Regions from separate parts of the Homo sapiens genome. Here region 1 is linked to region 2. A link is a loop called in an ENCODE intact Hi-C map of the cell type or tissue named here. Cell type or tissue: HCT116. All regions are shown on one strand. Links, peaks and the distances in the headings refer to the core of each region. The heading gives the core; the rest is flanking DNA. Region 1 overlaps MRPL42 (mitochondrial ribosomal protein L42). Region 2 overlaps LOC102724960 (a long non-coding RNA gene).

Evidence for each region. Hi-C counts contacts between places; a loop is a spot of excess contacts. Peaks named below come from ENCODE experiments on the same cell type or tissue, not always from the same donor. Only the 100,000 strongest peaks of a DNase experiment are listed, where the experiment ranks them.
Region 1: it touches region 2 in a loop (3-fold over the local background); 10 of 110 quality-filtered maps call a loop at or near these places.

The regions. Positions count from the first base shown.
Region 1 is chr12:93,497,920-93,506,257 of GRCh38, forward strand. MRPL42 (mitochondrial ribosomal protein L42) reads left to right here. Exons shown (of 6, transcript NM_014050.4): 6 at 3,257-8,338. The coding sequence ends at 3,302. Among named protein-coding and RNA genes, the nearest start is that of MRPL42, 35 kb to the left of the region's middle. In HCT116, for the core only: a CTCF peak has its summit at 5,285 (motif pointing right); a DNase peak (open chromatin) is centred at 5,274.
Region 2 is chr12:94,529,478-94,537,815 of GRCh38, forward strand. The region is part of intron 2 of LOC102724960 (a long non-coding RNA gene); the gene reads left to right. Among named protein-coding and RNA genes, the nearest start is that of MIR5700, 28 kb to the right of the region's middle. In HCT116, for the core only: a CTCF peak has its summit at 3,538 (motif pointing left); a DNase peak (open chromatin) is centred at 3,494.

The DNA of each region.
Region 1 (8,338 bases), core at 301-8,300, 1.0 Mb before region 2:
CTACTGTCTTTTCCTTGTTCATGTATTCTGGCTACATGGCCTCTTTTTTGCTTTTGAACATGTCCTTCCTTCCATCTCAGGGCTTTTATACTTGCTGTTTGTCTGCATAGAACACTCTTTCTCACAGTATCAGTAAAGCTAGCTCTCTTACTTCCTTCAGGTTTTTACTCAATGAAGGCTTCCCTGACCAGCTTATTCATCTTATTTTCCTATCTCCTGTATTGGAATGTAAGATCCATGAAAGTCGGGATTTTTATCTTGTTTTGTGTACTACAGAATCATTAGGATCTACACATAGTAGGTGCTCACACATTTTAAAATGGATAAATGATTCTGATTCTCATAATAACTTTTTTTTTTTTTTTTTTTTTTTTTGAGACAGGGTCTTGCCCTGTCACCCAAACTGGAATGCAGTGACCTGATCTCGGCTCACTACAACCTTCGCCTCCCAGGTTCAAGAGATTCTCCTGCCTCAGCCTCCTGAGTAGCTGGGACTACAGATGCATACCACCATGCCTGGCTACTTTTTAAATTTTTTGTAGAGATGTGGTTTCACCATGTTGCCCAGGCTGGTCTCGAACTCCTGGGCTCAACTGATCTGCCCACCTTGGCCTACCAGAGTGCTGGAATTACAGGGATGAGCCACTGTGCCCAGCCCCCACGATTTTTAAAAATTAGCTGGGCATGGTGGTGCATGCCTGTAGTCCTACCTACTCAGAAGACTGAGATGGGAGGATCACTTGAGCCCAGGAGCTTGAGGGTGCAGTGAGCTATGATTGTGTCATTACACTCCATCCTGGGTGTTAGAGCAAGACCGTGACTCTAAGAAAGAAAGGAGGAGAGAAAAAGAGAGGGGGTCGGGGGAGGGAGGCAGGCAGGCAGGCAGGCAGGAGAAAATAATTCTAAATTTCTGAAATATAGGGCAATCTTACAAATGCATGAATAATAGTACCACTTTATTTAAGAAACTACTTTAATATTTTCCCATGGAGACAACAAAAATTAGCTACTTCCATCAGTAGGAAACAGATTTGATTACCTAGCTTAGTATGAACCAGGAGGTAAAGTTTTCTGGGTTAAGAGCTGTAGACCAGTGTTCCAGATGTCACTGAGTCATTGTGTAATCTAAGAAGTGTAACAATATAACTTGGTTTGCCAGGAGCAATCTCAATTTAACTCTTGTATTAATTAATAGTGTCTGCAAGGTTCCCAATCTGGATGATAGAATAAGGTCATCGTAAAATTAAGGTGCTTGCTTTTGGCTAGTGATTGTAGTGCACATTAAAATTCATGCATGATAAGATATGTGTAAATGCTATTTGACATTTATTGAGCATATTTTAGAACTTGACTTTGTTCAATTTAGGGCTATCAGAGTCTCAAACATTTTCAGTCTTGAGTAGTAAATATAATTGAACAGTGTATGCTGAATGACACTTTTAATGGATAGTTCTTAGCATTCTGAAGGTCTCATACTTCATTGAGAGTCTGATAAAAGTTTTGAATCCACTGCCCAGAGAAACACCTATTCAAAATTTTTACAAATAATTTCAAGAGGTTAATGACTTCCCAAACTCCTTCTAGAACCACTATTCTGATGACCGTTCTCCCTGCTTTGAGAGAATGCCTTTCAGAGACACTATTGTACTAGTACAACCTTGATTATCTGGTATGTCAATGGAACCTTTTAGAAAAAAACAGAATTTTCTGTATGCCAACATAAGTACATGTAGAAATGTTTATGCAGATGGTATTTTACTGTGTGTATTTTTTGACAGCTTACTGTTCCATGTTAGTATAGACAGCTGTACTTCGTTCATTTCAACTTAATTCCTGTATTTTGCAAATTTTCAAAAATAAAATCAGTGTATCAGGAAGTTGCCCATATGAAACCTGAAGCAAAAAAATGCTTTAGATATCTTAATCACAACAACTAAAGATCACAGGGTACATGTCTTACCATTTATAGTATAAAACTGAATTTCCACATTAGCAAAAGATTGAAAACAAAAATTAACTTGTGACCAACTTGCCAAAATCTGACCTGAAGGAAATTTTTGAACGTAACTCATCACAAAAACACATGTACTCTGTGCAGAAATGTTTCTTAAATCAGTAAAGAAAATAAGGAAATGCAGAGGAGCAAAAAGAATTCTCCATGGTGAAATCACTCAAAAACTATCACTGCTGACAATGCATTTCATTTCTCTATATCTATACATAAGTTTTGTTAGTTTGCCTATTTTTACATGGTTATCATCATACTGTATATGTAAATTTTCTCCTGTGTTCTTCCTTAATATTTTAACTACTTTTTCTATATTCCTTTGGGACAGAGTGCTAGAAGAGGAATTACTAGGTCAAAAATTATGAATATTTCTTGATACATCTTATCATACTGCTTTTCAAAAGTATTTTGAAGTAAAAGTTTATACTTTTAACCAGTCGGGTCTCATACTGCTAATTTCACCACACCTGTGCTTGGATTGGGCATTATGATTTTTAACATGTTTGTGATCTCAAAAACAAAAGGTTCCTCACTGTTCTGATTTGCAGTCCCTCCATTTTGCATGACATTACACATTTTTCCACAGACATATTACTAGTTTTATTTTATATTAAAACATGATTTTGCATTTATAGAGACCTCCATTTAGAGGACAATAGCCCCTTGTAAATAAAACTTTTAACAGAACACGTTCATGTTCACGATGTGGTGTTTCTTTATGTTTTGGAAGCCTAAATCTCACCAGATGTGATATTTCTTCACTACTAAGACAAAAAACCATTAGTTTTTATCAGAATCAGTCATCTGGGTTACCATGTTGAAATTATCCTCAAGATATGAAAGAAAACTATTTCAAATGCTTAATTTAATTAATAGTCAACAACTTAGCCACGTGTGGTGGTGTGCCTGTAGTCCCAGCTACTAGGCAGGGTAAGGTAGGAGGAGCCCTTGTGCCAGGAGTTTGAGGCTGTAGTACACTATTATTGAGCTTATGAATAACCTCTGCACTTCAGCCTGGGCAATAAAGCAAGACCCAGTCTCTAGAAAAAAAAAATGATTAGGTAAAGAAAAGAAAACAAATTTTCACAATGGGAGAATGTGGCTTATTACTAAGAAATGGCTGATACGTAGTTTCATTGATTTTTTAAAAAAATAGTTCCAATAGCAAAATAATCATAGAAGTTAGATTTTTATCAGGAATAATTTTTATTAAAATCATCTTATTCCAAGTATTTTCTTCTTTTCAAGGTATCACAGATGTCGTAAGAATCTGAATCCTCCAAAAGACAGATGATGCGGAGGTTCCTGGGGGAATCAAAGAGAAATGTGCCTCATTTGCCATTTGAGAAAATGCAGTCTGGTGTATTCAGTAATATATAGTAAAGTAATAATGATAAAATATCTTTTCATATATTAGAATGTGTACTTTTATATAAAGTAATTCTGGATTTGACATTCTCATTTAGAGAAACCTATTTTCTTTTTTCTTTTTCTATTTTAGTGTTTCATTTATGTGCGGTCTCCAATTTAGGACTTTTCCATAGTGCCAAAGCCATACATATTCAGTAGAACATCAATAAATTACATCAGAAATTCAACACTTTATTATAAAACGGGCTTCGTGTTAGATAATTTTGCTAAACAGTAGGCTACTGTAAGTGTTCTGAGCATATTTAAGACAGGCTAGCATTTTCAATTTACAATATTTTCAACTGATAGTAGGTTTATTGGGATGTAACCCTATGATAAGTTGAGAAACATCTCTTTTTGTGTGTCTACTGTGATTTAAGTATTTTTAATCATCAGCCAAGCATTGTTAGTAGTATAAATATGATTAATAAAAATGTGCATGGCTTTCCTGAAGGAGATTTTTTAATTGCCTTTGAGAATAAACTCATAAGGTCTACCAAGAAAATAAATGTTATGATGTTTCAGTTGGCTTCTAGGAAATAATTAAATTAGTGATATTTTAATCAGGTTTTACTATCTGCTAGGCCCCTTCCATCAATTCTTATTAAATTCTCAAAATAATCCTTTGAAAAGGGAGTATAATTACATTTTACAGTGACTCGAACCTTACCCAAACAAGTGGGAGAGCCAGGAGCCAAACTATCAGGCTCCAAAGCTTTTTTTTAGTGCATCACAATGACAAAGGGGTGGTTTTCTTTCACCCAAGAATGTGCTTTCCTGGAAATTTTTCTAGATAGAATATTATGTAATTTGTTTTGAAGGTTTTTTTTCCTGACTGTCTTAAAGATTATGCTAGCTTTAGAACACATGCAAACAGCTGCAGCTCTGTGATTAAAATGTTAAGGTCACTAGAATAGTGTTAGGAAAATGTTAATAGATAATTCTGCTGCCTCTATTAGCTTATGTATGATCCTTAATAGCATTGCTTCCCCTTCAGTTTCTATTTAGGAGGTGAAGAATCTTTTAATAAGGTAGAAAGTTGCTTTATTTAAATTTGTACTGTAGAATGTTTGTGATACAGTATTTGTAAAATTGATATGAAAAATAATTTCTCAAAGTCTATTGTTTGATCTAGTTATTTTAATAAAGGAACTCTAGAAGTTTCAAGTGGCCAGTGAAGTGTGAGGAATAGAGAGTAAAGGAAATAATTAATAATGGTGACCCTCTGTTAAGTGGTTTACTTTTTCCATTAATATAAATTTCATTTGGAAAGATTAAAAAAACAAGTTTGATTGAACTTGATAAATCAGAAATATTTACCAGCTTTGTCGATGGTGTATTCTTGAAAAATGTTTGGTTTTCTTTCAGGTTGACTTATATCCAAAATTCTACAAATTCTTAGCTATGTTATAAATGTAGAAAGAAGTGAAAAATCAAAATATGATTATGAAGATTTTCTTCTCTTCCGAGTACAAAGCTCTGCTAAATAAGGATTTACCCAAGATGCCCACATCCACATACTTATGTGTCAGTGCTTTGGAGAATTAACTTTGACTTTATTCTACTGGAAGTATAGATTAACACTGTGCTTTCTGGGATTTTGCTTTTCATGGGTTGCTGATTTTTAATTTTGCTAAATAAGCACATAGTCCGTGATCACCAGCATCACCTGCCCTCTGTTCCTCCCCCGTCCCCCAGGGATAAGAACCTGTTATCCACCATCAGTAACATTTTATGAAAGATCTACTTATTTGTCTGTTTTGCAGACATTTTAAAATTCGTAAAGTGGGATGCTTCTTTAATTTAAATACATTTAGCTTCATGAAAAACTCACTACACAGTTCTTGTTCAAGCATTATTGGGAAACCACCAGAGGGCACTCTCACCCAGGGCTTAATTTGAACATCTCGCCCAAAAGTGACTTTTAAAAGCACTTAATTAGCAGAGAATTTGGATGTTCATTAGTTGAGAATGACTAGTAGAATAAATGGTAATAGTGAAATTAAGTGCTGGAATATTCTGAGTAGACCAATAGCAAAAACTGATTTTTTTTTTTTTTTAAAGAAAAGGTCTTGCTGTGTCGCCCAGGATGGAGTGCAGTGGCACAATCACATTGCACTGCAACCTCAATATCCTGGGCTCAAGCAATCCTCCCACCGCAGCCTCCCGAATTGCTGAGACTACACATGTGTGCTACCATGCCTGGCTAATTGTTTTAATTTTTTTTATAGAGACGGGGTTTCGCCATGTTGCCCAGGCTGGTCTTGAACTCCTGGGCTCAAAGCGATCCACCCACCTTGGCCTCCAAAAGTATGGGATTACAGGTGTGAGCCACTGTGCCCAGCCTTATTTTTTTTTTTTAAGATAATATTGTTAACATTTTGTATTTCTCTGCATAAATATATTTCAAAAATAAAAATAGAGCTCATAATATATGCTGTTTTGTAATGCTTTTTTCACTTAATAGGAATTTTTTCCGTATCATTAAGTACTCTGATTTAATGGGTGCATATTATTCTATAATCTGGCTTGTCATAATTTAATTAACTCCCTGCTGTTAGACAAAATCATTGTTTCTGTTCCATCTTGTGAATAATGCTGTTATTAACATCCTGGTGGATTATTACCATTTTCTTTTTTTATTTTTTTTTTAAATTTATTTCTTCTTTTTTTTTTCTTATAATCTCATCAGAAGCTGGCAAGATCATTACTGTTTTCTTAGATTTGTTTCTGTAAGTGCAATCGTTGAATCACCATGTCCGGCATCCATGTTTATGTACATTTTTAAAGTCAGTGGTTTAAACTGTATACTTTTTGGGTTTTGGAGATGGAGGTTTGCTCTGCCCAAGCTGGAATGCAATGGCGCGATCTTGGCTCACTGCAGCCTCCACCTCCCGGGTTCAAGTGATTCTCCTGCCTCAGCCTCCTTAAGTAGTTGGGATTACAAGTGTGCACCACCATACTCAGGTAATTTTGCATTTTTAGTAGAGACAGGGTTTCACCATGTTGGTCAGGCTGGTCTCGAACTCCTGACCTCAAGTGTCCACACACCTTGGCCTCCCAAAGTGCTGGGTGGGATTATAGGTGTGAGCCTCCATGCCTGGCCTAAACTGCATACTCCTAACATCAGTATATAGAAATATTTTCTCTTTAGTTCTATTAAAATTTTAAAAAATCTTTATCAATTTAGTAGGCAAAGACTGGAAAATGTTTTAATTTGATCAGCCACTTTAATGTATGTCTCATTTCAAAGCATATAAAGTATACAAGTTTCAGGTCCTAGCTTAAACCTATAAGAGGCCTTATTATGGGCTTATTTCCTTTGCAGCCCTTTACCATAATGTGTTTCTTCTACCTCCCCTGCACAACATTGTTTATATGCCCCCTAAAATGTAACTTCTTTAGATTCTGTTGTTACGTGCAACACTGTATATCTCTCCATAGCACTTAATCAGAGTTTGTAATTAGGCATCTTTTTGTGTGATTATTTGGTAAATGTCCATATCCCCTACTAGCCTATAAGCTCCATGACTTCTAGGTACCCTGTCTGACTACGTGTATCACTGTTTCTACCGCCTAACATTGCCTAGCACATTCATTGCTTCACAGGCATCTGAATATGGTTTTATAAAATACATTGCTCTAGTGCACAGGATTTTAAGCTAAGGATTTCATGAATGGGATTTGGGGTAGGGGCATCTATGAAATTCCTGAAATTGTGTAGAATTTTGAGAATATGTGTTTTCCTGGGGATAGAGTATGTAGTTTCTCAGCAACTCATTACAGTCTGTCACATCATGCCCTAATTCTACTTGCCTGTAGCTAAACACCTAATAACATTAGAACTGAAATGATAGTGATATGCAAGATAGCACGTGTGGTTTCCACATATTCTAAGAGGCATCTTCAATTAGATTCCAAAAATTTTTAAGAAAAAAAGATATAATGTGCCATCATTTTGGATGGTTCTGGGCACTTCAGGTAAACCCTTACTCAAAGAATACTTTTTCAGTTTCAATGTGTATTTTTAAAATTTCCAGAAGATGAGTTGAATATCAGCCCACAAACACTGGTAGTAAGCAAACTATTTTATTTGCTAAAGGCATAAATAAATGTCTCCTTTGCTTTTAGGCAAAGGGAATGCTTCTTCAGATTTTTTTTTTTCCCCAGAAGTTCAAAATAACTTGCTCATAGTCTTCCCAAAATAATTTTCAAACATTCTAACACCAAAGAAAGATACTCCCAATTGAGCTCAGCCATCAGCCTCCTACTATTTTTTAATGTGCTGTTTAACCTTGTGAATGTGAGAATATTTTGAATGCACTGGGAAGGAATACTCAGGAACAATATGTAATGTGCTTTCTAGTTTTGCACAAAGGCATTCATTTTGATTTAGTAACAACCTCATACTTACATAGCATATCCTTCTGCAGAAATGCTTCACAGCCATGACTGCTTGAATTCTTGTCATGTTGCTTGTAAATGAGCTCCTGTTTTTAGATGGAGAAATGGAGGCAGAGTCTCACAATTACATGTGAGAATAGCAAGTAGAACCTTATGATTACTTCTGAGTCTTTTTTTTTTTTTTTTTTTTGAGATGGAGTTTCACTTTTGTCACCCAGGCTGGAGTGCAGTACAGTGGCCAGTGGCATGATCTCAGCCCACTGCAACCTCCGCCTCATAGGCTCAAGCAATTCTCCTGCCTCAGCCTCCCGAGTAGCTGGGATTATGAGCGTGCACCAGCATGCCTGGCTGATTTTTTGTATTTTCAGTAGAGATGGGGTTTCACCACGTTGGCCAGGCTGGTCTTGAACTCCTGACCTCAGGTGATCTGCCCACCTTGGCCCCCCAAAATACTGGGATTACAAGGGTGAGCCACTGTGCCCAGCCTCTTCTGAGTCTTCAATTCAGCAAGAATGT
Region 2 (8,338 bases), core at 208-8,207:
GGGGGCAGAAGTCTCTGAGCAGAGGAAGGGCACTTAAGATGAATATTCTAACCCAATACTTGTGTGGGAGCAGAAGAACGAACTACAATTACAAATTTGATGAAAAGAGAAACTCTTGGCTTTCCCCACCATTATCTGAGGTACCCAAGACACTTCTGCAAGACTGAAGTCCCAAAGAACCATGTGATCATCCCACACACATAGGAACTAACTGTGCAGTGTAAAAAGGCAGGCTTGTAGTCTTTCACCCGTGGCAGAACATATATTTATTGATTCACCTTTGAGTAACAGGTTTAGTAAAGATTGTCAATTCTCTGGGAAGATAAACATGAAGTAATTTTTTTACCCCAATAAAATCAATCAATTATGCTCTGTGGAACCTCTCTTTCCCACTGGGTAGCAGGCTCCATTAGCTACATATATCCCAGTCTGATTCTACAACTTTTCATTTTAGTTATCACAACAGTTTCTCTCCAGTTATTAAGATTCAACTCTGTTCAATGTAAAATTTCATTCTTATATTGGATTCAAAGCTTTCCTCCTCGCCTCTAGTGCAGACTAGACTCATGGCTTTAAAAGATTTGGGAGTGGCGGGGTGGAGACATGGTCTACTTCTCTCCCACCCGATTCTTGCCTGTGCTTTCCCCTGTAGCTTTGGGGGAAAAGGAAGAAAAGAGAAAGTTGAATATGTTCTTTTGTGATTGCCTATGGCAGAATTGTTGGTCTCCATGGCTTAGCAAGTGGTCCCCAAGACTTGCCCTGGCACTAAATGCCCAAGCAGCTCCCAGGGGTCCCTTGGGACATGTGGCCTTCCTCTTCCAGCTGACCCCAGCTGATGGCCTCGTGCAACATCTCTCCAATGCCTACTTCTCTTTGCCCAACACGTGACCATCCTCTGCCAAGTCCCCAGCTCCAAAACCTGAGCCTGTGGGCAGACTGATACATTCTTTGTACCTTTTAGCAACCAGGAGCTTGAGAGAATAATTCTACTCATACCTCACATCATCCCATTACATTTCCATTTTATAGAAACTTCCTTCTGACCCCAGTGCCAGCTTCCTATAGATCTCAGAGCTGTCGATGGCCCCTGACTCCACATACTAGTGTGGGCTCTTGATGATCCAAATGTCCCCAACATAGAAGTCATATTATATGTACTCCGGCCAGTTGAGTTATGAAGCATTTGTCTCACCCTAAGATCTTAAGATTCAATCGAGATATGAAGTCACCTCTCTAAGGCCACCCACCAAATCAGCACCATGTTCAAATTAGAATGTAAAGTGTCAGAATCTATGAGCAGGTTTTTTTCCATTGGGCTAGGATTGCTTAGGCTTCTAGGAAAACAGGAGCTAAGTCCCTGGGCTTTGGGGTCAGATGGCTCTGTCTGAGGCCTGGTTGAACCACTTCCTAGCTGGGTAAATGTTGTTGTTGCTGTTGTTGTTGTGTGAGAGAGAGAGTCTCACTCTGTTGCCCAGGCTGGAGTGTAGTGGCTCGATCTCAGCTCACTGCAACCACTGCCTCGCAGGTTCAAGCGATTCTCCTGCCTCAGCCTCCCGAATAGCTGGGATTATAGGTATGCACCACCATACCCAGCTAATTTTTGTATTTTTAGTAGAGACAGGGTTTCACCATGTTGCCTAGGCTGATCTCGAACTCCTGGCCTCAAGTGATCTGCCTGCCTCAGCCTCTCAAAGTGCTGGGATTACAGGTGTGAGCCACTATGCCCAGCTCACCTAGCTGGGTAATTTTGAACAACTTTCTTAGCCCCTCATAGTTTCAGTTTCCTCAACTGTAAAATATGGATAATAATAATAGCATCTACTTTACAGAATCGTTTTATTGCCTAGATGAGATTCTACAAGGGAAGCCCCAGTGTCTGGTGCCTAAGGAGTTCTCATGAATGGTAGTTATTGTTCTAAAAAAGAGAGCATCCTCAGGCTACTGATAATTCAAATCTGTCCAAATGTCGCTGCCTCGCAGATGGTTGAATTGTGTGTCGTTGGGGTTAATTCCCAAGCAACGTACCCAGTGTGCTCTGTTGCCTCCACCTCTGTGGGGACTGTCCCACTCAGGGGCTGGGACGGCATGGGGGCAGATGTGAGGAGAAGCTTCTACAGCTACTGTGTGTGCATAATCACATTAATTTGCAAAAAATTAAAAATAAAATAGAAAATAAATTGGCTGGGTGCAGTGGCTCACACCTATAATCCCAATGCTTGGGAGGCTGGGGCCAGAAAGTTGCTTGATCCAAGGAGTTCAAGACCAGCCTGGGAAACATAGTGAGACCCTGTCTCTACCAAAAAAAAAAAAAAAAAGAAAAAAAATTAGCCAAGTGTGGTGGTGTGCACCTGTAGTCCTCGTTACTGGGGAGGCTGAGGTGGGAGCCTGCAGTGAGTTATGATCGTGCCACTGCACTCCTGCCTGGGCAACAGAGCAAGACCCTGTCTCAAAAATAATAATAATAAGGCTGAGCACAGTGGCTCACACCTGTAATCTCAGCACTTTGGGAGGCCAAGGGGGGTGGATCACCTGAGGTCAGGAGTTGGAGACAAGCCTGGCCAACATGATAAAACCCTGTCTCTACTAAAAATACAAAAATGAGCAAGGTGAGGTGGTGTGCTCCTGTAGTCCCAGCTACTGGGGAGGCTGAGGCAGGAGAATCGTTTGAACCCAGGAGGCAGAGGTTGCAGTGAGCCGAGTTTGCGCCACTGCACTCCACCCAGCCTGGGCAACAGAGTGAGACTCCCTCTCAAAAAAATAAATAAATAAGGCCAGGTGCAGTGGCTCACGCCTGTAATCCCAGCACTTTGGGAGGCCGAGGCAGGTGGATCACAAGGTCAGGAGATCGAGACCATCCTGGCTAACACGGTGAAACCCGGTTCTACTAAAAATACAAAAAATTAGCTGGGCGTGGTGGCAGGCGCCTGTAGTCCCAGCTACTCAGGAGGCTGAGGCAGGAGAATGGCGTGAACCCGGGAGGCGAAGCTTGCAGTGAGTCAAGATCGTGCCACTGCACTCCAGCCTGGGCGACAGAGCGAGACTCCACCTCAAAAAAATAAATAAATAAATAAATAAATAAATAAGAATAATAAAGAAAAAAAGAAAAAACAAGTGAACTTTTTTTTAATGTTTTCCAGCTGCAGAGGCCATGTACTAGAAAACTCTTGAAATATTATTCAGTGTTTCTCAATACTTAAGCTGACTGCCTTCTGACAAATTGCCAAGTAGTGGTCAGAATTTAATTCACACCAAAAGAGAACACAAAGATTATGAGACAATTGACCCTATAAAAATGCATTCGTGGCATGCTCTTTAGTCACTTTGCATCTGCTCTCAACCCACCCTCCAGGGCTCTTATGTCACACTTATTTCCAGATAAATGGCCCAATTAGAAACCTATTGGCTAAGGTTGTACTAAAGGCAATGACCCTGCACACCAGAATCTCGTCCTTCTTAACATCACCCTTAAGCCAAAGCACAGTGGCGTGTGCATTCTCATTCCTGGACAAACTCTGCCCCCTGGCGCTGACTCACACACTTGCGCACCGGCGAGGAGGGTCTCCTTTGTTAGGTTTCCTCATGGGACAGGGATAGAAGAGCCTGTCACCCCCACCTGCCGTCTCCCCAAACCCCTAATTGCCATCAGTCTGCTCCACACAGATAATCCACCAAAAGGCTCCGAGTTTGTTTCTGCTCCGTGTATTTGAAATGAGTCTACCACATCAATCTCATTCTGTGTTAAAAAGTGTTTCTCAGCAGATGAGTAGGGATAAAATCTCCATGGGAGAAAGTGAAGGAGATGCCTGATCTGTCCAGGGCTTCCCGGGTCAGTGGCGCTTCGGCCAGAAGCCAGGCAGCAGGCCTTGGGCAGGTGGCTGGACCCCTTCTGTGCCACGGTATCTTTGTCTGTGAGATGAGGGGGGCAGTCCCCACCATACTGTGTTTACACAATAGAGGGAGAATTTAGGTGGTGACTGTGCTGTAGTAAAAAGAACAGAGGGTGTGGAAATAGGGGATTTGGGTCTAAACTCTGGCTCCAGGCCAGATGCAGTGGCTCACACTATAATCCCAGCACTTTGGGAGGCTGAGGCAGGAGGATCGCTTGAGCCCAGGAGTTTGAGACCAGCCTGGACAACACAGTGAGACCTCATCTCTACAAAAAATACAAAATTAGGTGGGCGTGGTGGTGCCTGCCTGTAGTCCCAGCGACTCAGGAGGCTGAGGTGGGAGGATCACTTGAGCCTGGGAGGCAGAAGTTGTGGTGAGCCATGATCGTGCCACTGCCCTCCAGCCTGGGTGACAGACTCCCTCTCAAAATAAATACATAAGTAAGTACAATAAATAAATTAATTAATTAATTAATTTCAGCTCTAGCTGTGGAACCTTGGACTAGAAATTCACTGTTCTCACTGTTCTCTAGAAATTCACCATTCCCTTGAGTTTCCTATCTTATAAAATGGGATAGTGACTTGCCCTGCTAGTCACTTTCTCGAGAAGAGACACCTCCAACTGCAGCGGGTGTGGCGCAGCCTTTCCCTCCAGGCTCCAGGAGCCCCTGCCTCCCAATCGGAAGGAGAGTTGTTTCAGATGAATATTCCTAGGTTTTAGCCCAGGAGGTTGAGTCAGAATCCTGCCTCAGAGGCGTGGCAGGAGAAACAAAATAATGAACCCCCAAAGGTGTCCATGTCCCGGTTCCCAGAACCTGCAAATATGTGACCTTGCATGGGAAAAGGGCCTAACAGATGCGACTAAATTAAGAATCTTAAGATGGGGGGATTATCCTCGATTACCCCGGTGGGCCCACTGGATCATGGGGGTCCTAACAAAGGGAAGAGGGAGGCAGGAGAGGCGGAGATGTGATGAGGAGAAGGGATTGGAGGGAAACACCACGCACTGAGGATGAAGGTGGCCTTGAACGCTGGAAAAGGCGAGGAAGAGATCCTCCCCCAGAGCCTCCAGGAGGAACTCAGAGCTGCCAACACCTCACTCCCAGCCCTGCAAGACCCACTTTAGGACTTCTGACCTCTAAAGCTGTAGATGATTAATCCGTGTTGTTTTAAGCCACTAAGTTTGTAATTATTTGTTTCAGCAGCTCTGGGAAGCCAATATGGCGCCATGGAGGGGCTCCTAGATCTGCATTTTTGAGTGACTCCTGGTAGAATTGTTAGGCATGCTAAATTTTGAGGGCTAGAGGTGTAGTAGGAAGAGACTGAGGAACAGGAGGTCTGTATTTCTAGCCCTGGCGTCATGAGCTATGTGACTTCGGCAAAGTCACTGCCTCATTCACTGGGCCTCAGATTCACTGTCTGTAAGCTGAGGCAGTTGGCTACAGGGGGCAGAGGGGAAGAGATCTCTGGCTGCAGTATTCTGAGAAGCTGAGAGAAAACAGTGAAGCTCTTTGAAAACAGTGAAGTCTGGCCAGTGTAGATCTTAGGACTGGGATTTCCTAGAAGAAAGAGATACTGGTAATTCTTTTAACAGCTCATTTTTATACCTCTCTTCCTGTGTGCCAGGTCTTGGTCTAAACCCTTCCCTTCCATGAACTCCTGTCTGTGAGGTCATCTTGGCACAGCAATCAGTCTTCTATGCGATGAATAATTAACTGCTCTGAGGAGATGATTTCAAATCGGGAGTCAGATCAATAAGCTACTAAGGGGGGATGGGCGGGTGGGCACCATCTTCAGCTAATGAAGGGGGCGATTCCCTGTCTCCGCTATGAAAAGAAAAATGTCACAGACATTACATGCCGCCTGAGGGGTATGGATAGAAGGGGGAAGGGGCTGCGGTTGCCAGGCAACCGGCTCATCACTAATCATGCGCGTAAAAGCCTTGGGCCTCTGTTATGAGCACAGCTAGTGGGCCACCCTCCTTCTCTCCGCCCCCTGCTTGACAGCTGGCCTTGGGTTCTGGTTCCAGACACTTAGACCCTGAAACAGGCCCAGGTCCCCCTCAGTATCCCCGGGTCGATTCTGTTGCTAGAAAGCAAACTGGGAGAGCAAAGACTCTTTGTGTCCACTCCAGACGACAAAGGTCTGGCACCCATATTCCAGGACACTCTTTCCTACACCATGGCCTTTTGAATGAGCTGTCACCCCAGAGGCTTACTTAGATTTGAGGAAAATCCCTTCCTGACCCCTCCATTCAAGGGAGGCTCTTGCTGTTTGCCGTGTGGATACTGAGCAAACACGTGGGTCCCCAGGCTGGCTCTTGATGTGCTCTGTAAACACTCCTCTCTGGATACAGCCAACTGTCCAATTATGCAGGAGTCAACCCGCTTCCCCTGGGGATTTGTTGTCTTAAAGAACGAGGACCCACTGTGACTAGAAAGTTGACATAGCACATGTCACACAGAGAAAGTGCACCCCCGGTGGAAGCCGGGGTTCCCTGGGGGCCCAGCCGTCTTTCCAAACAGAAGGGCAGAAGGCTGTTTGATCTGTGACCACTTCTGGAACATATAGGCTCAGGAACAGCCAATATTAGAAGAGATGTTTGCATCTGTTTCCTTCCAAGACACACAGGCTCTCTAAGAGAAAGGAGGATGGCTTTTGTGCTACGGGGACAAGCGCTATGTTTGGGACGTGGTACTAGAATTGTCAAAGGGCTGCCTTGTCCCAGAAAGTTATTTCAGAGAGAAGTCATTACACCCATTGGCTAAAAAGAGACAGGCATCACTGAGAATGTTGGATGTCCCAACCCATTTCTCTTCTACAGTTCACACCACCCCCAGCAGGCCCAGGCAGCCTGCACTGTGCCCGAGAACAGTTGATGCAGGGACACATTCCAGCGCCGGCCTCAGTCCCTTTCCCTCTCCCTGCTTCAGCCGCACTGGCTTCCTCACTCTTCCTCAATCATACCTATGTCAGCTCTTTGCACTTGCTGTGTCCTGGATACTTGCACCCCTGATATCTGGATGACACGAGACTTTCCCTGGCCACCACCCCATGTAAATAATAGATACGCCAACCCCATTTACCCTTTCCATGTGCCATTTTTAACTTTCTTCAAGCACTGCACCTCTTTTTCTTTCTGTGTAGCGGACTGTTTGTCCATCTATCTTACTTGTTTATTGCCTGTTTCATTCTCTAGGGTGTAAGTTCCAGGAGGGCAGGACACTTGTCTGCTCTATTAACTGCTGCACCCCTGGCACCTGCCACTGTGCTCGGCACAAGGCCAGCCCTCAACTAGCATTTGCTGAGTTGATTAGGATTCCTGTGATCCACTCTGTACCAGGAAGACACTGGGCTCTTTCTTACATCCTCACACCCAGAGCCTCTCTCTGGAGGCAGTGGATGTCATGAGTTTCCGATAGATCCTTACAGATACTTCATGCTTATTCAGAAAGATACACACACAGCTACATTCTTCCTATCTTTTTTTTTTTTTTTTTTTTTTTTGAGGCAGAGTCTTGCTCTGTCACCCAGCCTGGAGGGCAGTGCAACAATCTCAGCTCACTGCAGCCTCTGCCTCCTGGGTTAAAGTGATTCTCCTGTCTCAGCCTCCCAAGCAGCTGGGATTATAGGCACCCGCCACCACACCTGGCTAATTTTTGTATTTTTAGTACACAGGGGATTTTGCCATGTTGGCCAGGCTGGTCTTGAACTCCTGACCTCAGGTGATCTGCCTGCCTCGGCCTCCCAAAGTGCTGGGATTACAGGCATGAGCCACCGTGCCCAGCCCCACCTGTTCTTTTTAAAGCGTAGTGTACTTTATATATCTTCTATATATTGCTGTTTTCACTTGTATATCTTGAAGATTATTTCATGTCCATTTAAACAAAGCTCCCCCATTCTTCTCTATGGCTGAGTAATATTCCAATATATGGATATCTAGTAATTTATTTACTTGGCCACTCTAGATGGACATGTAGGCTATCTCCCATCTTTTGTTATTACAGAGTGTTGGAAACAATCTTGTATATACATGTCATGTCATTCATATGTGACCATACCCATAAAATACATTCTAAGAAGTTAAACTGCTGCATCAAAGGGTATATGCACTTATAATATGAATAGAAATTGACAAATTGCTCTCCACAGAAATTGTATCTCTACCACTACCAGTGATTTTTAAATTTTTTATTTTTGAGGCAGGGTCTCGCTCTGTCACCCAGGCTGGAGTGCAGCAGTGTGATTATAGCTCACTGCAGCCTCAAACTCCTGGGCTCAAGGGATCCTCCTACCTCAACCTCCCGAGTAGCTGGGACTACAGCTGTGCACCCCAATGCCTGGCTAATTATTTTTATTTTTTTATTTTTTATTTTTTGTAGAGAGGGGGTTTCACTATGTTGCCCAGGGTGGTCTTGAACTCCTAGGCTCAGGCAATCCTCCTGCCTCAG